2 separate regions of the Homo sapiens genome follow, and region 2 is linked to region 1. The links are chromatin loops, found by intact Hi-C in ENCODE. Cell type or tissue: endothelial cell of umbilical vein. All regions are shown on one strand. Each heading gives the region's core, and the rest is flanking DNA. Links, peaks and the distances in the headings are about the cores only.

The links. A loop is a pair of places that touch in the nucleus more often than their neighbours do. Peaks named below come from ENCODE experiments on the same cell type or tissue, not always from the same donor. Only the 100,000 strongest peaks of a DNase experiment are listed, where the experiment ranks them.
Region 2: it touches region 1 in a loop (23-fold over the local background); 6 of 110 quality-filtered maps call a loop at or near these places.

What each region holds. Positions count from the first base shown.
Region 1 is chr4:165,459,884-165,471,875 of GRCh38, reverse strand. It overlaps CPE (carboxypeptidase E), which reads right to left. Exons shown (of 9, transcript NM_001873.4): 2 at 7,290-7,486; 3 at 4,021-4,188. Among named protein-coding and RNA genes, the nearest start is that of MIR578, 80 kb to the right of the region's middle. In endothelial cell of umbilical vein, for the core only: a CTCF peak has its summit at 6,893 (motif pointing right); a DNase peak (open chromatin) is centred at 6,895.
Region 2 is chr4:164,774,491-164,786,482 of GRCh38, reverse strand. The region is part of intron 2 of SMIM31 (small integral membrane protein 31); the gene reads right to left. Among named protein-coding and RNA genes, the nearest start is that of SMIM31, 26 kb to the right of the region's middle. In endothelial cell of umbilical vein, for the core only: a CTCF peak has its summit at 6,571 (motif pointing left); no DNase peak of the experiment used is centred there.

The DNA.
Region 1 (11,992 bases), core at 1,973-9,972:
TTTGACTGGAATGGCATGCTCTCCTTTAAGGAATCAAATTTGACTTATAGAGCCAATAAAAACCCCTTGGGAAAACTGGTCTCATACCTTGTCTACACAGTCCCTGTACAGGGTTCCTGATCCATGGGGAGTAAAGAATGTCACTTTCTGACAGGCCTAGGAGCCCCAGGTTATTTAGGACCTCAAGAGGAGAGGAATTTACCCAATTCATACAGGTATTTGATGGCAGAAACCCATGGCTGGGCTCAAGGCATTTAAAACGTCTTATCTGAAATACCTTATGGAATGAAGTTTCATCAAAGCCAATTTAAAAAGGAGCCTATATGGCAAATAATTATTCTTGCTGTGCTTTATGCAAATAACCAGGCCAAGTATGATAGGACTAATGCTTATTTTGCAAACAAATCAGTCCTATCATGATTTGTTTTTAATAAAAATGAGGACTGGAGAGAGAAAAGTTATGTTTCAAGAACATAACAGACTATAATCTAATAACTTGGTATTAGATTCTATTCTCAGCAGTTGTTTTTGAGTTTTTGTCTGCAATTTAGACTAACCCTGTTTATTCCTGTGAACCAACCAGTGATCTCTGGCCACAGCTCAGAAGAAACAAGAGGAATGGGTAATGTAAAAATCTGGATCAATATTCTAATTCTGGGAACACATTGGAATTGGCTTGTAACCCCATCCACACAAGTCTTAGCAGGCACGAAAATAGCCACCAGTTACCTGAGTGTGTTGGCAGCGTCAGGATTTTTTGGAGTTGTCCTCACTCCCTTATTTCATTTTGACATTCTTCTAAATCTAATAAACTAATTCGTCTCCTCTTGCCTTCAGGCCATCAAGCTCCAGATGATCCTCAGTGAGAGACACCATCATGTCAGTATTCAAGAGTCACCCTTCTACAGAGGACCCCTAGACTTCCCATCAACAAGACATGACAGAGGCTTAATTCCACCCCTTTCTCCCTCCAGCCTGGCTGGATACTGTTTTTACCAACCCATGGAGCCATCCTACCCTGACAGCTAGCAAGAGGTGAAGACCCACAAAACAACCACCACCACCCCTCTATCAGTAGGAAGCAGTTACAGAAGACTGACCTTTATCCATTTTTCCCAAAGAATTGAGGTCTTGGATTCTTGAGGGGGGAAATGTTATGGTAGGTAGGTAGTCAGACATGAGCAGGACAAGAGAGGGCCCTCCAACCACCAGGAATGTCAGGCAACCATCAGGTGATGGTCAAGCGGTTGTTAAACTGCCTCTGTAACATAATAATTGGTTGCAGCAAGTGCCAGGGAAAGGCAGTCCCTCAACAGACAGAAAAGCCTAAAACTGGTGATCGGCTTCCTGATAAGACGGCAGGAGTTGGGCAAGTGGGCTTAAGCATACTAAGAGGCAAAATGGCACGGATTAACTGGTATGTGACTTAGTAGGAACACTCAACTGGTAAGGGAAGAACAACTCAAGAGAGCATGCATACAACTTCGATAAACACACTGTGAATACAGTGCCTACCAAGTGCTAGGAGGCTACTGTGCATGTGGACAGCCCACCCCAAGGGAAGAATCAGGGGAAAAGACACACAACCTCCTGCTCCCTTGTAAGCATGCCAACATAGAAAACCCCAAGTCAAAGGTCAAACAGTGCACTTGATCTCTCAAGTTGCCTGCTTGGCCCTCTTCCAAGTGTACTTTACCTCCTTTCATTCATGCTCTAAACTTTTTAATAAACTTTCACTCCTGCTCTAAAACTTGCTTTAGTCTCTCACTCTGCCTTATGCCTCTTGGTCGAATTCTTCTGAGGAGGCAAGAATTGAGGTTGCTGAAGACCTGTATGGATTTGCCACCACTAAGAAGACCAGCCCCCACCTGTAGGCTCAGCCCATGTTTCTGCAATGAATCCCATATATAGGCAGGAGAGTTTTTAAAAGTTTAAACCAATAATCTAAGGCTCCCTGTCTCCTGGATCCTTCATCCAGCATCCCAACCCCATGATGAACACTTGTCTGGATTCCTGTCTGCTTACTTGCAGTGGCCCTCTTTTTCAGATATTGTGATTTGTTTGCTGAGCTGGATTGTGTTTATTCATAACAGGCCCTCAGCCTACTGCCTGTCATAATCAAATATTAATCGTAATTCTTACAATCAAGTGATCAAATTCTAGAATCAAAGGGGAAAACAGGTGTATAAACAAATAACATACATAAAGCTGGATGTAACAGTAAGCCCATACTGGAAGTATAGATGAAGAACATGTGAAAAAAGAATCTGTCTTGAAGAGTAGAGGATGACTTCACAGAGGGAGTGGCATGGAAGGAAAGACAAGAGAATTCTAGACAGTTGGAGCAGCAACTCATCTGAAGACATAAAATTGTTAGAAAATGGTATGTTTAGGAGCACAAAAGAGTTGGTATGAGTTGAGTCTATAGGGTATCGAAGCCAGCTTAAGGAATAAACCAGCCGGCAGCTTCCAGGGGCCAAGAGCTGCTGGAATGACCCAGCAACTAGAATGAAATGGAGAAATGGTACTTTGCGAGCTCTCACTTAGGAAAGACACTACATGTAGGGGACATATGAAAGCAGAAATACCCAGAACAATAGAGAAGGAATAGAGGGCTGCTGACAGCAGTTCTTCACCTTTCCTCCAAGATGGGCTCAATTTGTCCTCCAAGTGACTGATGACAATATTGGTTCAAAGATGCACCAAATGTTTAGTGGATATGTAAATGTGTCCACCTAGCCCTGAGCTACATAACAGAGAGTACCAAAAAATTACACTGAAATGGTAATAAAAGTTCCAGGTCCTGGCTTCAAGTACTTTATATGTATTAACTCATTCAATCCTTATCCTATGAGGTAGATATTATCACTTCCATATTACAGATGAAGAACCTGAAGCACAGAGAGGTCAAATAACTTTACAAAGTTCACACAGCAAGTATGAAGCCATGATTTACACCAAGGTGGTTACCTCTAGAGTCTCCATACTTAACCATCACATTAAGTTTTCACTTTATCTTCTGGGCAGTGGAGAGCTGCTAAGGTTTTTTAAGCAAAAGAGCAATAATTTGTGTGTGAGGTCACTCTGGAAGATTGAGAATTTGAGAAGATAGAATAGAGTTGGGAGAGGCTGGACATGAAACACAAGTAGGAGGCCACTGTGCCAGTTACAGCAGGAGACCGTGGGGATCTCAGCTGAGGCAGGGGAATGAGTTTGCAGAAGAAGGGAAATGGAAGAGGTGTCAGAGAGATCAAATCGCTGAGAGGTGGTAACTGGTGAGCGGTGACAGAGATGGAAAAATCAAAAGCTTTGATGATTGGGATAAATGAAAGAATAGTGGTTCTAAGGGAAAATATTTGTTTCTGGACAACCTGAGCTTGAGATATCAAGTTCCACCAGTTAAAGGAACCCAAGTTAGCTAGTAAAACAGAGACATAAATCTCTGTGGAAGGTCTGGAGTTAGAGGCACGGATCTGGGAGACCTTGTGTAACAGACAACACTGAAAGTACAGGTAAGGAGGGAAGCCCAGGGAAGCAAATAACGGTATCAGATGAGACCCTGAAAATGGCCAGCATTTATGCCCAGGTAGAAGAAACAGGGAAAAAAACTGAGTAGTGATTTGAAAGACAGTAGAAGAGGTAGGAGAAAGTAGAGTTTTGTAAAGCAAGGGAGGAGAAAGTTCTGGAAAAGAGAAAAGGAGCAACAGGGTAATATGGCAGGAGGAGCTGATCAAATGAGCTAATAAAGGGTCTCTGAGAAGGCCATGGTGATTTTCTAAGAAACCTACAACTGGGTTCCTCCCTATATCTGCACCTCCAACTCCTCTCCACCTACGGCCCAATTCTAGGGGCCAGGACAAATTTCATGGCACCAGCCCTTCCAGCCTTGACTTAAAGCCACAGTTAACCACCCCATACAAGCTGTGATGTTACTCCTCTGTCCTTCATGATGATGAAGATATTGGAACATATTTCCTTAGGCTAGAGACGAACCCAAGAAGACTATCCCGTGGTCACTACCTTTGTGTTTTGATCCACAATTTTCTTCATATTTTTCAACAGATGATTATTTGGACCACCTTCTTTCTCATTCACGTACACTATCCTATCCAGGTCTGGAAAGTTCCGGTTCAGATCTATTCCCTGGGCATTGCTTCGACCCACAAACCAGTCCTTGAGTTCACCAGGCTAAAAAAAAAAAAGTCAAAGAGAAAAATCATTAGTTGCTTATTATTATGTCACTTTCTATTTAAGGTCCCTATCAATGCTCTTTAAAATAACTATTAAGATTATTTACTTCAACAATGCCCTCCCATGTCAGCATTTTCACTACTTTACTTATATAAACATGAAGGTATCAGATTTAAAGTACTGTGATGGGCCGCATAATGACATTTCTTACCACGACTGACAGACTATACAGCAGTGATCCCATAAGACTATAATGGAGGTGAAAAATTCCTATTGCCTAGTGACATTTTGATGATCCTGACCCTGTGTAGGCCTAGGCCGATATGTGTGTTTGTGTCTTAGTTTCTTTTTCTTTTTTCTAAGAGACAGGGTCTCACTCTGTTGCCCAGGCTTGGGTGCAGTGGCATAATCACAGCTAACTGTAACCTCAAACTCCTGGGTTCAAGTGATCCTCCCTCCTTGGCCTCCCAAAGCACTGGGACTACACATGTGCACAATCATGCTAGGCTAAGTTTTTTATTTTTGGTAAAGACAGGGTCTCGCTATGTTGCTCAGGCTGGTCTCAAACTCCTGGCCTTAAGCAATCTTCTCCTCTGGGCCTCCCAAAGCACTGGGATTATAGATATAAGCTGCTGCACACAGCCTGTGTCTTATATTTAACAAAACATTTGAAAAACTAAGAAACCATTAAAATGCTTTAAAAAAGTTTTAAAAATAGAAAAAAGCTTGTAGAATAAAGATATAAAGACAGAAAAGATTTTTGGACAGCTGTACAATGTGTTGTGTGTTTCAATCTAAGTGTTATTACAAAGAGTCCAAAAGGTTTTTAAAGTTTAAAAGTTTATAAAGTAAAAAAGTTACAGTAAGGTGGCCAGGTGCAGTGGCTCACGCCTGTAATCCCAGCACTTTGAGAGGCCAAGGTGGGTGGATCATGAGGTCAGGAGATCAAGACCATCCTGGCCAACATGATGAAACCCCGTCTCTAATAAAAATATAAAAAATTAGCTGGGCATGATGGCACGTGCCTGTAATCCCAGCTACTTGGGAGGCTGAGGCAGGAAAATAGCTTGAACCAGGGAGTCGGAGTGTGCAGTGAGCCGAGATCATGCCATTGCACTCCATCCTGGTGACAGAGTGAGACTCCATCTCAAAAAAAAAAGAAAGTTACAGTAAGGTAAGTTTAATTTATTACTGCAGGAAGAAAAATAGTTTTTATAAATTTAGTGTAACCTGAGTGTACAGTGTTTATAAATTCTATAGTAGTGTACAGTAATGTCCTAGGCCTTCACATTCACTCACCACTCACTCATTGACTCACCCAGAGCAACTTCTGGCTCCATTCATGGTAAAAGCCCTGTCCAAAGGTACTGTTTTTATCTTTTATGCTGTATTTTCACTGTACCTTTTCTATGTTTAGATACACAAATAGTTACTAGTGTGTTGCAGTTGCCTACAGTATTCAGTACAGTAACATGCTGTACAGACTTGTAGCCTAGGAACCATGGGCTATATCACATAGCCTAGGTGTGTAGTAGGCTACACCATGCAGGTTTATGTAGGTGCACTCTAGAATGTTCACAAAATGACAAAATCACCCAACATTGCATTTCTCAGAATGCTTCCCCATTATTAAGAGATGCATCACTGTACTTGTCATAAGTATTTTGAAAATATGTTCGATGAATAATATTTTAAATGTTAATAATATAAAGAGATATTTATCAAATTTCACAATATATATTCACTAGTTATAAATGACCTATTTCAAAGCATATCATTCTATAATTAGATTTAAGTAAAATATTCATTGCCTCTGTAAATCACAGCAACCTATTTTTTAAATATTTAGAAGAATAACTAAAGATTAGAAGCTTAAAATGAATTTAACATGCGTTATAGACTAATAACATGTCTCCCTCTTATAGTCTTCATGAAAAAATATGAACCTAGAACAAAAGTTCTAGGGCTTTATGATTTGAGGAATTTCTCTCCCGTTTAAACTCTTCATTTAACTAATGGTACAATCTGGAAAACTAATAAATTTTCGGTATATTTGTTTCATTTTATAATGTGAATTTTCTTGTTTTACTGTTAAATTATATCACATGATATAGATATATTTCCCACATATTTTAAGTCATGGAAGTTTAGATACCTTAGACTGTGAGGGATAAAAATCTATAAGACAGAAAACAGCAATGATAATCTGTTGCCCATGTGTCTAAAAATTCTGAATATTACCTTAAAATATTAAATAATTTAATTTTATATATTACTAGAATTTTTCTCTCATAACTTTAGAAATCGTATCAATTTTATATTTATTTACAGAAATTGGCTGGGTTTCTTACAATGTCAAACTATGTCATTGGATTTTTTAGCTGTAGATAAACATGCTAAATATTAACTTGAATGTGTTCCCATGTTCCCATAGACTAAGAAAATTATTTTAAACTGTAGAAAACAGCAAATATAATGTCCCCCGCCCCGTCCAATAAAATAGGAACACACACCATATATCTTCTCTTAAAAAGGCATTACTTTCCAGTTCATCTAACAGCGAAGATATATTAAATTATTTTTAGTTAAGAGGTAGGGTTTTCGCTTGTTTTTTAACTTTACTCAGCGTATGTAAAAACCAAGTAAACATCAGTAAAACATTATTCCGGCCAAAAGTATTTCTTCCTTAAATTCAGTAGAGGGCGCTGTGACACTGGCTCATCCACATACACCCATGGCGTTACTCTTCAACAAAAGGCAGTAGATATTTTTTATATTTGTAGATTTTTAAAACAAAACTTACCTAGTCACAAAAATGGATGAATAATTTATTGAAAAACATAAAACAGAACACTATTAGAACATTAACTTCTTAACACAATTTCTGATTTGCAGTCTTCACTGGAAAAACTCACCCATAATCCCTTTCATTCTAAACTATTTTCTTACTGGTGAGTTGAATAATGAATGCATCACTTATGCCCTCCACTGCACCATCTGTAAGCTTTGTGCGAGGGCATAATTTTTAGATAAACATGTATGTACAAACATACAGAAAATGAAGAAAGCACGCCTGATCTGAGCTGCCTGGCACTCACCTGAGACGCTGCCTTCTCAAAGCCATCTGGGTTCAGGGAAGGCATGATGTGAATGCGGGTACTGTGGATCAGGTTGACAATTGTCTCGTTCCCCTTCTGGTATTCGTTGCATAGGTACTGGGCCAAGAAAATGAGCAGTTCTCGTCCAACAGCCTCATTCCCATGCATATTCCCAATGTATTTAAATTCAGGCTCACCTAAAAGATTAATAGATAGCATGGAGATGTTTTCTATGACATACAGAGCCAAATATATTGTATACCTACAAATGTATTATGAATATCTGATGGGTTTTTTCCTCCAGCAGCGATGCCTTAAAAAAAAATCTACCGTAGACATTAAAATACCCCTTCTATCCTTCTATTCCTCGCCTCCCAGCTACCCACCTGTTATGGACTGAACTGTATTCACCCAAAATTAGTATGTTGAAGGTCTAACATCCAATGTGACTGTATTAAGGAGGTAATTAGGGTTAAATTAAGTTATAAGTGTGGAGCTCTGATCCAATAGGACTGTCATCTTTATAAAAAGAGGAAGAGACACCAGAGCCCTCTTTCTCTCCTCTGCACAGAGGAAAGACCATGTGAGAGCACAGTGAGAAGGCGGCAGCCAGGAGGAGAGGCCTCACCAGAAACCACCCCTGCTGCCACCTTGATCTTGAACTTCTAGCCTCCAGGCCTGTGAGAAAATTAATTTCTGTTGTTTAAGCCAGCCAGTCTGTGGATATTTTGCTATGGCAGTCTGACAAGACTAATATACCATCTCACCCACAATAACTAATAATAATAACACACTACGTGCCTCCTATTAAACACTGTGCTTTGCATGTTTTCTTATTTAATCCTGACCAAACATCTAAAAATAAGTATTATTATCCAACTTCATTTTGCAGATAAACAAACTGAAATTCAGACTGCTTAAGAAGACTGTCTCCATAGTTACATGGCCTGGGAAGCCAGGATTCAAATGCTAGTCTTCTGGTTTACTTAAACGTCTATGTTTTTGTTTTTTTGTTTTTATTCCTAAATCATAGTGATTGAGAGGGGCCAGACTGCATGGATTCAAATCCTAGCACCAATTCTTACTGTCTAGGCTTGGGCAAGTTACTTCAGTTCTCTGTGGCTCTGTTTTTCCATCTAAAAATTAGAGATAACAATAGATTCTAGCCCATACGGAAGGTTATTATAAGAACTAAATAAAATAATGAATGTAAATGCTTAGAACAGTGCCTGACAAATAGCAAGTGCTATATGTTTCCTATAATTTTCTTTAATATTATTATTACATGACATTATCTTGTCATTGTGAAGTTCCTTGCCATACATAATCTAATTTTCTCTTCACAACAGCCCACTAAAATGTGTAAGGCATGTATTTTTATTATCCTTATGGTATAAATCAGCCCAAAGAGGATATACTTTGCTGAAGGGCTCAGAATACTAACAAAAGTCACTGTTGCCTGTTTGTGAGACTCTCCATTGCGTTTTAGGAGTAGTAATGAAATTGCAGAACGTAGCAGCAAAGTGATCTCAATTAATCCTGTTGTTCTGCTCGTTTCTGCTTCATCCATCCCACGGGCCCAATTTCTGCATTTACAAAATCACTAAGACTGCTGGTTCTTGGTATAAGAAAGCAAATTAGAATTATTTTTCTCCTGGAAATATGTTAACTAAGCATTCTTTGCATGAGATTCCTGAGTTTCTGAATTAAGTGACTATTCACCCCAGAAAACTATGACCTTGTGGTGACCTCTCAGCCTGAGCTTATGCTAATCTTAATCTAAGGATCAGGTGGGAGCAGGATCGGGGCTATTTATACCCCCCTCAGTTTTTACTTTGAGGGAGAGTCTCTAATAAAATTACCCCTAGGGACTTGCCCAGAAAGTAAGAGAAGAGATGAGGAGGTGTGAGAAGAGATGTTTTCTTGGCTTCTGATTTCAAAGGTAATAATAACCTTCTTCCTTTCTGTAAACTCATGCAGTTTATACCCTCATTTATGTGATGTATTCATTTGATTGAGGCACAGGAGAAACTGCTGCAGCCCATTAGAGAGAGAGAGCAAGTAGCCAGGGGAATATTAGAAGCTGGCTTCACAAGTTTTTTTGAAAAAGTTGCACTAAGAAGGCATTTTGGTCCTGCTCCCTTCCCCAAAACAACTTTGAAGCTTCATGTCACTCAATAAAGCTTGGCCCACAACCCCTAATTACACTGAAAATTTTTATAACTTCTCTGTGTTTAAATCTTTTTTTAATCAATTAAAGAAGAAACAACAAACCCATAGTCACTAAGCCACACTTGCCCCCAGATGTCTGGTTTAGCTAGCACAGTATATTTTGTGTTCGAATGTGAATGCTTTGGGATAGAGCATGCTCCCCCTAGTTCTGCCACAGGCTGCGCCATTCCCTACTGCTGCTTTACTCATTTATGTTTGCAACTCCTGATTTTCAGACTCAGAAAATGTATGACATGGTTTCTCTTCAAATCTGCAGATTTCTCTCAGGAAAAATCTCCCCCAATATATCTATGTATTTGTGAGGCGGTAGTAACACTAATGACAATAACAATGCTTTAGGTTGACATGAAGACAGGACAACAAAGGTCATTATATTGAAGATACTAATGTACGGAAATAAAATGCAAGGCACATATGATAGCAAAAGAAAAGGCAAGTGTATCTCTAACTCCTTCTGTCCTCAGGAATAACTTAGATCACTATATAATGTTATCACTAGAATACAGAAGAGCTATGCTCCTTTAAGCCAACTAACATGACTTGTGAGATGCGGAACAGCCACATTGTTTAAATACAGCATTTGTTGGACATACATGCAAATCCCAGGGTCAGACACTACATGGGATCCAAAAGCAAATATGTCAGCATTCCTAAACTGAAGGAATGTAGAGTCTGGAAGAAGACTCAGACATGCAATGGACAATGTTCAGGAGTGAGGCAACGGTGAAGGAATGTTGGATATGTAACTAAACTGCTTCAAGGTTCCAAACTGGGATATTCCTCCCACCCCTCTGGCCTCTCTCCAGCTCTTTTCCCTCCCAAGGCCAAAGCTTTCTTTTTAAAACGCAACCCTCCTCAGGTCACCTCCACCAAAGAACCCATCAGTAACTTCCCCTTTGCTTTCATGATAAAGACCAAAATTCTCTACGAGATCTTGAACCTCCATGTGGTTTGGCGTGGTGCCTCTCAAGGCACCAGCCTTTCCCTCCTGTGTTTCAGCCATCCTTCTTTCAGCCACGAGGCTCGTCCCTATAATGCTCTCTGCTTCACATATTCACATATTTTATCCGCACAGCCTTCTAAGTATGGCTAAATACAGCTTCCTTGGAGTAGCTTTAGTCTAAGTCCACAGTTCCTTTGTTATTTTTCTTTTCTTTTCTTTCTTTCTTTTTTTTTTTTTTTTTTTTTGAGGCAGAGGCTCACTCTGTCACCCAGGCTAGAGTGCAGTGGCACAATCATGGCTCACTGCAGCCTCGACCTCCCGGGCTCAGGTGATCCTCCCACATCAGCCTTCTGAGTAGCTAGGACTATGGGTGTGCACCACCATGCCCAACTAATTTTTTTGTAGAGATGAGGTTTTGTCATGTTGCCCAGGCTGGGTTTGTTATTTTTAACACCTCAGTTTGAAAATATACATTCATCAATGTAGTTATTTGATTAACTCCTCTGTCACCCAGACTGTAAGGTCTATTAGTCCTGGGATGGGATCTATTTTAGCTCACCAGTGTGTCACCTGTGCCCCCACATAGAGTCTGGAACATAGTAGGGATTTGCATTCTTGTAAGAATACGATAAGAATAAATTCTAAGCTTAAATATCAGTTCAATAAATTTGTGAATGAAAGAGTAAATGAATGGTCTTGCTTTTCAATCCCATCCTTGCAGCAGCGTGGCTGACAGTAGAGCTTGCCCTTGAGACAGAGGTGCAGCTGCAGATGCTTGAAAACCCTTCTGGAGCAGTGAAGGGAATAAAGGAGTAACTGAAGGGGGCTTGAGGCAGCTTCAAGGAGGCTGCACCCGGGTGGAATATCAGGAGGCCTCAATGGCTCATTGCTCTAGCCAACAGGCTCTAGCCATTCCAGGTAGGAATGGAAACTCTTCTTTGGGAATGAAGGCAGCAGTATGGTGAACAGCTGATTTCCCATCAAGAAGATTAATTTCCATAGTCACCACAAAACCTCTCCAGGCAAGCAGCTCCCCAAAGCTATTTTTGTTGTAAAGTCTAAACAACAGATTCTGAAGAAATTTTGCCTTCAGAATCCTTAATACAGAAATAGCAATAAAATTGAAGACTTTAGATTTTGAATGGCCCTCTCTGAGTCAATACGTTCTTTACCTTAGACTTTTTTAAGCAAAGCAGTGACAGTTTTTCATCATCAATTTTCTCTTCTGCGTAAATGGATGACGTTTGCCTTCCTGTTTATAGTGTTTACACAGAAGAAAAAAACACAGGTTTAACAGGTTGCAGCTGCCAGGTATGTGGATCCGGCTGGTATAATGTACACGTCCCTGTGTGTTAACTCATCTCTCTCCTAGCAACGGGGTGGGGGAGCGGGGAAAGCGGCTAGAAGCACTACCCTCAGGACACTGGGGATGGTTGTTTTTACATCATCTTACTTTCTTCACTAATTCATTTTCCTTTTTTTTTTTTTTTTTTTTTTGAGACAGAGTCTCACTCTGTTGCCCAGGCTG
Region 2 (11,992 bases), core at 2,238-10,237, 690 kb after region 1:
AATCCTAGGGTTTCTGGCAATAATTCAGATTATCCATAGCAGAATTTTAACTATCCCTAAGGAAATGTAGTTATCATCATTTCTGGAAAGATGTCTTTGATGTACTCTTTCACCTGGAACACAGACTAGGCCCTGGGAACAGCTTTCAGGTAGCTCCTGAATGGCATTTTCAGTAGCTGCTAGGGTAGTTTAAATATAACTTGTTACATAAAACTGGAGCCACAAAGGCTGTAACTGCTGGCTGGTGGGAATTGTTTTACTGAGCAAATAGTATAACAAACATCCATCCTTAGCAAACATCCTTCAACCAAGATTAAGTTCCTGGGAAATTGTGTCACAAAAATAAGTTTTATTATTTTTTTAAAATCTGTGAAGTTGATTTTTCCTTAGGGTTATAATATTTAGATTTAAATTTGATAATGGTTTATTTTACATGCTTTCTTAAAAGTGCTGGAAGTCTTGGTCATTTCCTATAGGAAACCATAGTTTATGTGGTCTTTAGGGACAACCACCATCCCTCATAATATGTGATTTTTACTAGCTACAAATTGAAGTTTGGGATGGGATTTAGGGAGCTCCGAGGATCTGGGCTATTTGTAGCCATGACATTTAATAACCTATTCCAAATGATATTCTACTTCTTCCATTATAAGAAACTGATTCTTAAAAATTCTCAAAAAATAGGTTTCCTTTTGTTAAAGATATATGTATATATGTGTATATATATATATATGTGCATACACACACAAGAAGCTTAAAGATTATGTAAATATATGCATTGCATAGCTGAACACTGAATAAGATTAAGGTTAAAGATATATATATATATATACACACACACACACAATAAGTTTAAAGATTATGTAAATATATGCATTGCATAGCTGAACATTGGATCTGTATCTCAAATTCATTTCAATAACAAAGAAAATATATTTGGTACCTACATAAATAATTCCTTAAATATGGTTACTATTTTATAGTTTCCATACCATTTGATTCTCACAAAAACCTTGATACGTGTTGTTATCTCCATTATATAGAGCAGGAGATTGAATCTTACTAATGTTTGATGATGGACTTTGAACTTTGGAGTTAGTTAATAAAATTTTGAAAAACAAAGTGTAAACAAACAAGCAAAAAAATAGTTAAAGAAACCCATTTTGGAGTGTTTTTAATTGCTCTTGTCATGAAGAAATCATTCTTCTTTTAGTAAATGTTACAAGATTTTTTTTTTATTTTTTATTTATTTATTTTTTTGAGATAGTCTTGCTCTGTCGCCAGGCTGGAGTGCAGTGACATGATCTCTGCTTACCGCAACCTCCGCCTCCTGGGTTCAAGTGATTCTCCTGCCTCAGCCTCCTGAGTAGCTGGGATTACAGGTGCATGCCACCACACCCGGCTAACTTTTTTGTATTTTTAGTAGAGACAAGGTTTTGCCACGTTGCCCAAGCTGGTTTCGAACTCCTGAGCTCAGGCAATCCGCCCGCCTCGGCCTCCCAAAGTGCTGGGATTACAGGCGTGAGCCACCGCGCCCGGCTTTACAAGATTATTTTTACAACTCACGGAATTAAAAAAAAAAACCCAAACAAATAAACAAACAAAACCTTGGGGAGCGGCTGATGATAGCAAAGATCATTTGATTTTGTGTATGGCTACTAATTTCTTCTTTTCCAAACACAGCACTCCAAAAGCATCCTATTTATATAATTAGTCCAATGAGCCCAGCTATGGCACAACTCCTTGAGATGATTCTGTATTGATTCTTGTGATTCTCAGGCTCATAAGTAGGACCCAGGATTCCCAAACCTAGGCCTTTCTTATTTCCATTTCAGCACTGTAGGAAGCAAACTGTTAGTAAGTCTTATTTCTCCCAGCATCTTTGTAGTCCCTTCAACAGGAATCAACAAACCATATTCTTCAATTTACTGGCTTAGTGCTGAATTTCCTTTCATACAAAATTCATTATATACTATCTGATTCTACCTGTTTGTGGTTGTTCTGCCATCTTTTTAGAAAGTTTTCTTATACTCATCAAATGACTTTTTCTGTATTAGGAAAAATACGTTATCCAAAACGTGACATATAATACTATCAAGAACCAACGGCGTCTAGCAGTTACATTTACCCACCACAAATAAAACTCCTGTTTGTTTCAGGGTTCAGTTAGAGAGCTAGCCAAACTGCGGTCATTAGTCTATAATAACTCAAAGGCGAGCAGTCTTGGGAGTCAAGCTTGGAACGTCTTTTGTCCCCTTAATCATATATTTTACATCTCCCTGGGGAGTGGTGAGAAAGTCTTGATGTGCAGTTACCACTCCCACAGTATTAGTCTCAACTCCCAGCTGGGCCCTCGCCCCCAACTTTCTTCATCGTTAGTTGTACTTTTAATTTTTATTTTTAGGGCCACCATTCTTCCAGCCAATGATGTGTAAGCAGGGGAATTTATTATGCTCTGGTGAGGGAAAATAATGCCTGGAATTCTTGTCATTTCCAAGTTACTAAAGCAGTACTTTGAGAGTTAATTTTTAAAATGTTATGTCATGAAGAAAACTGCTTCTTTTTTTCACATTTTCTGAGGTTTTTCTGTATAAGTAGTTACAGGAAAATTCATATAAATGAAGTGAAAATGTCAGTACAGGCAAAAAATTAATTATTTTATTTTAGCAAGATATATCACATATTTTTCTTTTTATGTGTGTATGTATTTATTTTTTCAGAGATGGAGGTGGGGGATGTGGTCTCGCTGTGTTGCTCAGGCTGGTCTCAAACTCCTGGCCTCAAGTAATCCTCCCACCTTAGCCTGCTAAGTAGCTGGGATTACAGGCATGATCCATTACACCCAGTTTATGGATCACATGTTTTTCTAAGAAGCATGAAGAAAACACTGTTTTCTGAAATTTCATTTCCATTTAGAAATGGAATGGAAATTCCTTTTTTTTTTTTTTTTTCTTTTTTTGAGACAGAATCTTGCTCTGGCACCCAGGCTGAAGTGTAGCGGCTCAACAGGGGCTCACTGTAACCTTCGCTTCCTGTGTTCAAGCGAGTCTCCTGCCTCAGCCTCCCGAGAAGCTGGGTTTAGAGGCTCCTGCCACCATGCCTGGCAAATTTTTGTGTTTTTGGTAGAGATGGGGTTTCACCATGTTGGCCAGGCTGGTCTTGAATTCCTGACCTCAAGTGATTCACCCTCCTTAGCCTCCCAAAGTGCTGGGATTACAGGTGTGAGCCACAGCACCCGGCCAGAAATTCCTTTTTTTTTTTTTTTGAGACAGAGTCTTGCTATGTTGCCCAGGCTGGAGTGCAGTGGCCTGATCTCGGCTCACCACAACCTCCACCTCCCGGGTTCAAGCAATTCTCCTGCCTCAGGTTCCGGAGTAGCTGGGACTACAAGCGTGTGCCAACGTGCCTGGCTAATTTTTGTATTTTTAGTAGAGATGGGGTTTCACTGTGTCGGCCAGGCTGGTCTCGAACTCCTGACCTCGTGATCCGCCCACCTCGGCCACCCAACGTGCTGGGATTACATGTGTGAGCCACCACACCTGGCCTGGAAATTCCATTTTTATTTAGAAATTAATTTAAGAGATCCAATAAATTCAGTTTTTTGAAATAATTACTGTAAGTAAACTATTATAAAGTCTTTAAAAACTATCCTGTATGTACAGATATCCAGTTATTCATAGACAGAGAACTTTAGTTAAACCTTGCAGTACTGTTTACATATTTTATCATCATTTCTATATTAATTTATTTGATGTGAAAATTCAGAACTTTGTTATTCAATGCTGAATTAAGTAGCATTCTTTTTAAATTTAGGAATCTCTCCTATGATGTTTATATCACTTAAGAGACAAAGTAGTGTTGGGGCCGGGCGCAGTGGCTCACGAGACCATCCTGGCTAACACGGTGAAAACCCGTCTCTATTAAAAATACAAGAAAATTAGCCGGGCGTGGTGGGGGGCGCCTGTAGTCCCAGCTACTCGGGAGGCTGAGGCAGGAGAATGGCGTGAACCTGGGAAGCGGAGCTTGCAGTGAGCCGAGATCGTACCACTGCACTCCAGCCTGGGCCACAGAGCAAGACTCCGTCTCAAAAAAAAAAAAAAAAAAATAAAAGAAAGAGATAAAGTAGTGTTTTATAGGTTTGTAAAAATTCATTTTTAAAATGTATGTAGGGTAAAATTCACTTTTTTTTTTGTGAGACGGAGTTTCACTCTGGTTGCCCAGGTGGAGTGCAATGGCGCGGTCTCGGCTCACTGCAACCTCTGCCTTCCAGGTTCAAGCGATTCTCCTGCCTCAGCCTCCCCAGCAGCTGGGATTACAGGCAAGTGCCACCACCCCCGACTAATTCTGTATTTTTGGTAGAGATGGGGTTTCTCCATTTTGGTCAGGCTGGTCTCGAACTCCCGACCTCAGGTGATCCACCCGCCTCAACCTCCCAAAGTGCTGGGATTACAGGAGTGAGCCACCATGCCCGGCCCAAAATTCACTTTTTAAGGTAGATAGGCCCATGAGTTTTGATAAATGCACAGACAAATGTATCACGCATCATCAAGATGTGGAACAAGATTCTGGCTTGTGCAATTCCCCGTGCTACTCCTTTGTAGTCAAATCTTCTTCCTGGCCTTAATGCCTGGCAGCCACTGTGCTGTTTTCTGTTTCTGCGGTTTGGCCTTTTCCACAATGTTACATAGGTGGAAGCATCCACTATGTAATCTTATGAAGTTGGCTCTTTTTGCTTGGCACAGTGGGTCTCACCTGGGAAAAACCTTGGCCTCTCCAGGGGACATTTGGCAGTCTCTGGAGACATTATCGGTTGCCACAACGAGGTGGGTTGGGGAAGTGCAACATGGATCTAGTGGGAAGAGGCAAGGAGGCTGCTAAAAGTCCTCCTATGCTTAGGACAGCCCCCTACAACAAAGAATGATCTGGCCTAAAACAATAATGAGGTTGAGAAACACTAACTTAGCAAAACACATTTGAGATTCATTCATATTGTTGCATGTATCAATAGTTTGTTTCTTTTTTATTGCTTAATAATATTCTGGTTTATAAATGTATTAGAGTCTGTTTATTCATTTACCTGCTAAAGGACATTTGGGCTGTTCTCATTTTTTGGCAATTGTGAATAATGGTATAAACATTTGTGTAAATGTTCTTGAGTGAAGGTAAGTACTGGGAGTAGGATTGTTTGGTCCTTTGGTAAGCATATGTTTTATCTTTGTAAGAAATTCCAAACTGCTTTCCAAACTGGCTGTACCATTTTGCGTTCCCACCAGCAACATATGAGAATTCCAGTAGTTCTTCATCTTCAGCAGTACTTGGTATTGTGTGTGTGTGTGTGTGTGTGTGTGTGTGTATGTAAATGTAGTATATGTAGGGCCAGGAATGGTGGCTCACACCTGTAATCCCAGCACTTTGAGAGGTGGAGGTGGGACAATTGCTTGAGGCCAGGAGTTTGCGACCTGCCTGGGCAACATAGCAAGACCCCTGTCTGTACCAAAATTAAAAAATAGCCGGGTGTGGTTGCATGTGCCTCTAGTCCTAGCTACTAGTAGGCAGAAATAAGAGGACTGCTTTAGCCCAGGAGTTTGAGGCTTCAGTGAGCTATGATTGTGCCACTTTACCTAGCCTGGGTGACACAGCAAGTCACTGTCTTTAAGAAAAATAAAAATTAAAAAAAGTAGTATATATATTTAAATTTTAGTCATTCTAATAGATGTGTAGTAGTATCCCATTATGGTTTTAGGTTTGTCTGGTTTTGGCTAATTTTTAGAATTTTAGAATTTAATGCACATTTTCTGAGATTTCAAAAATAGTATTATAAAAACAGTGTTTGATAATACACACAGTTATTAATGCCTTTGTAGGCATTCATTCTGTTCTTCCTCATTGTAGAGCTACTGATCCTTTTACAGCTTCTATTTTAAAATAATCCAGTTTACCAGTATTAGGATTCATTGATCTACAAAGGCCTTCAGGACACACCTGGCCTAGGCCCCTGCCTACTACATGGATTTTGAGAAAAAGAGAAGAAGCTATTCGTTTTTTGTTTGTTTTTTGAGATGGAGTCTCGCTCTGTCACCCAGGCTGGAGTGCAGTGGCGCAATCTCGGCTCACTGCAACCTCCACCTCCCGAGTTCAAGCAGTTCTCCTGCCTCAGCCTCCCGAGTAGCTGGGACTACAGGCATGCGCCACCACGCCTGGCTAATTTTTTGTATTTTTAGTAGAGACGGGGTTTCACCATGTTGGCCAGGCTGGTCTTGATCTCCTGACCTTGTGATCCACCCGCCTTGGCCTCCCAAAGTGCTGGGATTATAGGTGTGAGCCACCGCGCCCGGCCACTATTCCTATTTTTAAATATGATTAAGGGATTATCTGGAAGAGTTGCATGCATTGCTCACAGTTCACTGGGGAAAAAGACAAAGCTTTGGCATTCCCAGTGTTTAGCATGGTGGCTGGTGTGAAATTAGTTTTACACAGGCAGCACCGGGACACAACAGAGCAAAATTATTTTTCTTGGATTCGGGTGTTTGTCAAACATTGCCGTCTACTGGCTGGCTGCTGCAATTACTTCTAAGACATGCCAAAAAACCAGTTTGTTGCCTGTTCTCAAAATTTGCTGTCTCCACCTCTAACAATCCATATTAAATAGATTAATAATCCTTCTTTTAAAGCATAACTTTATTGATTCCTCTATATCCCTAAATATGTGTGTCAGGAACATTGATGCAGAGAGGATATTTTGATTTCATTTAAAACAAGCCTGAAATTTGCCCTGGTAAATAATGAACAGTCTCATTCCATGCAAGTTTGTGGCTTTCAGTTGAGATAAATAGGAAGACCTCAGTCTCACTTATGGCCATGTCTTCTTAATTTTGGACAATTTGGTTTATAAAGGCAGAAGAGTCATTGTATTCAGAGATAACAGAAAAATTGCAAAAAAAAATTGCTGACTTTTCCATGACAAAAATTTGCAGAAAAATAACTTTAAAACTATGTGAAATAATAGAAAGTCTACAGATTGGCCACTAATCTCAGTTTGGTCTTTTGCTAATAGGGGCTTTCCTCACTTTTACGAAGAAGAAGCAGAAGCTTCCAATTCAGGATCCAGACATTTTGGCATTTTTTTCCTAACAATTTAACTGGAAACCTTGGTGCCTGTGGCCTTTGGCACCCGCAGAACTATGTTGTGAAGTATTAGCTCAGCATGCCCAATAGTTTAGCCACACGCTACGGAAATAGCTGCGGTGACCAAAATGTAAACCCACCTCTAATTACTGAAGAATTAGAAATGAACACAGTCTTCATGACATTCTCTAAGACTACAGTGTTTTAGGCATACATACCCGAATGTTGAACTTCTCTGCGACCAAAAGACATTTAATTTATGTTCAATCAAACCTAGTTAATTACAAACACAACTTTAAGGTAGTTAAAGAAACCCTCAGTTGAAAAAGATGTAGCTGATGCGCTGGAGTTTTTTTTTTTTTTCCTGTTTAGTGGATTCCATTCTCAATATTATTTTACATTTTTTCCAGGTTGAGAGGCCATTTTTAATTCACAAAGAGTTTATGGTTATAGTAAACATGGCGGATCATCAGTATCTGTCTATGTTTGTTCAAGGATACCTGAATTTAGATATGAGGGTTAACTTGGCAACTTGCCCATGATCACACAGTTAATTCTGAGTCAGTTCCCATCTTCACACTCACCCCTGTCTTAGGCATGTGGATGGAGAACCTGAGCCATGATCATGCTCACCGAGCTCTTCCTGCCTCTTCCTCTCCTTGGGCACATTGCTTCTGGGAATTTCATTTTCCTTATCTCCAAAGTAGACATAGCATTACTTCCCTGCTTTACAATGTGGTCATAGGGATGAAAGGAGGCTTAAATATGTTAAGTGCTTGGCAGACAGTGAACACTCAAAATATTATTTTTGTGCTATAGATATCGTCAGTTCTTATTTTGCAGACAACCCAAATTGTGTACCAAGGGAATAAATTTTTCATCGAGTCATCACATATAACTCCCTAAATGTGTGCTGGTACTATCAAATCATTTTGTATATTATTAGAGGTGTGTATTAAACTTTTGTTTTGTGCTTAATGTTGATTTTGGAGAAGAATGAGGTGGCATTGCAAAATAAAATTTTTTTTTTTAATCTGTTTACCTGGGTACAAATTTGTAGCTTCCCTACTTGATTTTGCCTCACTACTCTTGAGTGCTGAAAGGTTTATGTTTATTTATTTATTTATTTTTAAATAGAGATGAGGTCTCACTATGTTGCCCAGGCTGATCTCAAACTTCTGGGCTCAAGCCATCCTCCTGCCTTGGCCTCCCAAAGTGCTGGGATCACAGGCGTAAGCCACTGCATGTGGCCAGGTTTATGACTTTGACTCTGGTTTGTGAGGCCAGCTTTGAAAAAACGGTAGGGATCTTCTTAAACAACAAACATGCTTATTGCTGTCTGATTAATATAGAATCACAGCAGTGGCAATTTTTCTTTATGAACCGATATCTTTCTGTGCTGTAGTGCTGTAGGGCCTTTGGCCACATTGACACAGTTGGACAACAGCAATATATGTAATATCTAAATGAATTCTTAACAGACATCAAGTTTTAAAACCTAAGACTTTCTAAAATTATAAAGTCGATTCTAACCTGGACTGGGGATCTGCCAGCCTTGGGCTTACTTTCTCTAAAACTCTGTGCATCATGGACGAAGTCACCAAGACTGTTCACCTGGCAGTTACAGCTATTCTGGAAGGGAGTGTCTGGCATGGGGATGCTGGATAGCTACTGCTTGTCAAGAGGCTGGACACACCTTTGATGAAGGATCATTACCTTCCCAGAACATCCTTATAATTCCCTGATGGGTCACTTACATTTTATCACTTCCTACTGGTCATTACACCAGACAACTTTCAAAGACAGGGCCTAGTGTGCAGGTGGACAGCAATATGATTCAGGCAGGAAAGAGCAGCTACTGCCGCGTCACTATGTGCTACCTCTAGAGATATAAAGAGACTGTTATACTAATCTCTTCTAAACTGATACTGCAGCTTCACAGTGGTGAATTTAAAAACTAAAGAACAACGAAATAGGTGCAAAATGATTCTATATAATTTAAGAAAATACAAGGAAGCAGTGGTCTGGGTAACACAAAAAATGGAAATATACCACGCCATTTATATTTGACTTTGGCATGCAGAATATAATTTCTTCTGCCCTGAGGGCATGCCTATCCTGGTCATGTTTTGTTTGACAGACATTAAAATCTGTTTTCAATTCATGAATATATCAAACCTGAACATTACAGAAAGTTGATCAAATATACATTGAAGACCATCATGAAAAGCCTGTCTACATTGATTTGTGTTATTCTGAATTAATTTGTGCTTCATGTCACTGAGTTTTCAAGAAGGAGGTTTATGAATAGCCCATATATCATCTTTTTGCGTAAATCAGCCTGTGATTCTGCTCATATACAAGTCCATGAGATCCTAATGAGTATTTCTGAGGATTTTAGATTTAGTGTAGCATTATAACAATACCTGCCTCATAGGCCTAATCTTAGGATTAAATTATTAATATAGATAAAGCAACATGAACTATTATTAGGTAAAAAGTGGTAGGAAGAGCTATAGAATGAGTAAGATGATGTATAATGCTCATGAAATGTGAAACTCATATGTTGAGCTTCTCTAAAGAAATAAGCTCTAGGTATTTATTAATTTATCCAGTAATGAGTTACTGAAAACCACCTATTTCCCAAATAGTGTTCTAGGTGCTGGGATGAGCAGTGGTTAAACAGACCAAATCTGCATTATGGAGCTTACATTCTAGATGACATGCAAAGAGTGATTTCTTATTATCTTTAAAACATGCTTTTGTTAGTTTGCTATTTTATTTTCAGCCATTCAAGGAAAGGCTTCACACAGGGATGAAGAATTGTATTTTTATGTGAATAGGAATTACCATCCTGTACTTTCCTACCTGTATTACCTCTCCTCTGAGACTCTAAACTTTAAGGGCAAGACTGGTAATTGGCTAATTTTTCATCTGTGCCCATGCCTCTACAGTGCCTTCTTGCAAACAGCATGTAAAAAAGTATACTTGCTGAATGGTCAACCAAGTCAGGTAACAAATCATGGAACTCTAGTTCATTATTTTATAGTCTATTTTCCTACTCATATAAACATAACCAATAGTACAAGGTGATGAAGATAAGCACCAAATTAGTGAAATATTAAAATGCTCTATGAAAGTTCCACAGAGAGGGAGTTCATTTTGGGTTAGACTGATTAAAGAAGAGAGAAAATGACTTATTTGAAGAATAAGTAAGATTCAAGTAGAGGGGGAGGAGGGGATTATTGGTGGACAGGTGGACATTTTCTACTTGGAACAATAAGAATGCTCAAAAGCCTTGGAAATTTTCATTTTATTCTGCAGGCAATGGCCAATTAGTGAAGGTTTCTGCCTGGGAGATTGACATGTAGTTTAGGTGAATTGCCACCAGCCTTGCAAAAAAGAACAAAACAGAATGCAAAGTATTGGAGTATATCACCTGTAGAGAGGCTGAGTTTATGAAACTTTCCTTTCAGCTGCACACACATGGGTAAATGTGTTGTAGGTGAGGGAGCAGATCTGGAAAAGGGTTTTACTGGAAAAAGTTCCAACATCCCTGAGCTAGAGCCCCTAATGAGATTCTTTTCTAGTGAGCCATTGTCTCTTTTCTCCATGCCAGAAATAGCTGTAATCCTACTAAGCAACTATATTACTTTTTATCCTATCCACACCAGTTTGTCATATATAGGGACCAGACTGTGTTTTGTCAAAGACACACACACAAACGTGTGCGCACAAGTAAGCAGATTGATTTTATTCAAGCTATTACTATAGGGAGAGCACCTCAAATCCAGAGATCAAAGTAGCTTGGCAGGGTAGTTTTACTGCAGAATTTTATAGGGAGGAGTAGAAAAGTTATAGGTAAGATGATTTATAGTTGGGATTGTTTTGCTATCAGGAGAAGTCTCAAATAGCTGTAATGCAAATGTTTAGCTCTATCTATCTGGCTAGTTTCAGAAGGACAAACAGTTCAAATCTCAGCTAAATCATTCATGAGACAAAGAACAAGGAGTTGAAAGGTCTGTGTCTGTTCTTGTCTGCAGCTTCAGGCAAAAGAGGAAAGGTCTGTATTTGTCCAAGGCTCAGGTAAACAAGGGAGTCTTCATGGGTCTTAGGGAAGTCAGGAGAAAGAGTGGACAGTGAGTCTTATCTATGTCATAAGGGGAAAGGTAGTTCTTTTCCTTAAGCCATTTCCTGGAAAATAAGAGTGGGGAGATTTCAGAAAATAAAAGGTTGGTGGAATTTCTGGACTATACCTGCTTTCCAGAAGCACAGAGCTCAGATAAAGTTCGATGTTGTCAGTTTTCTCCTCTTGGCTGGATTTAAAGAAAGAAAAGACCCAAATGTCTGGCCCATTTCCTACAAGTAAGTAGATTTAAGAGCATGCCTCCAGCTAGTTCCTTGGATGATAACTGATGTTGGCTAACACTGTTGAGGATATCATTCTGTAACAGGTAATTTCTTTTTAATCTGAGAATAAATGGTACTGGAATGGATCAACTAAAGTGAATTTACTTGAGCCAGGGCAAAATTTAATATAAAATAGCAAAACAAAAACAAAAAACCACTTTGAATGAAACTTTATATTGAAACTTGAAACTAAAAATAATGAAAATAAAATTATGTTACTCATTTAATAAAATGCAGTTTGTAATTGCAACTCAAAGTTAATTTTAGACAAATAATGGATGAGATGTTGATGTGGGTGGGTTGGGGAGCATCACTTTTCTGACACATTTGCATCATAGCTCCATACAATACTCTCCTTGTTACTTGTGATTTTCATAGCACAATTCTATAGAGGATAACATTAGCAAAAAATATTCAAAGCATCATTAATTTTCTGAGATGTCTTTCACTTCTTTGG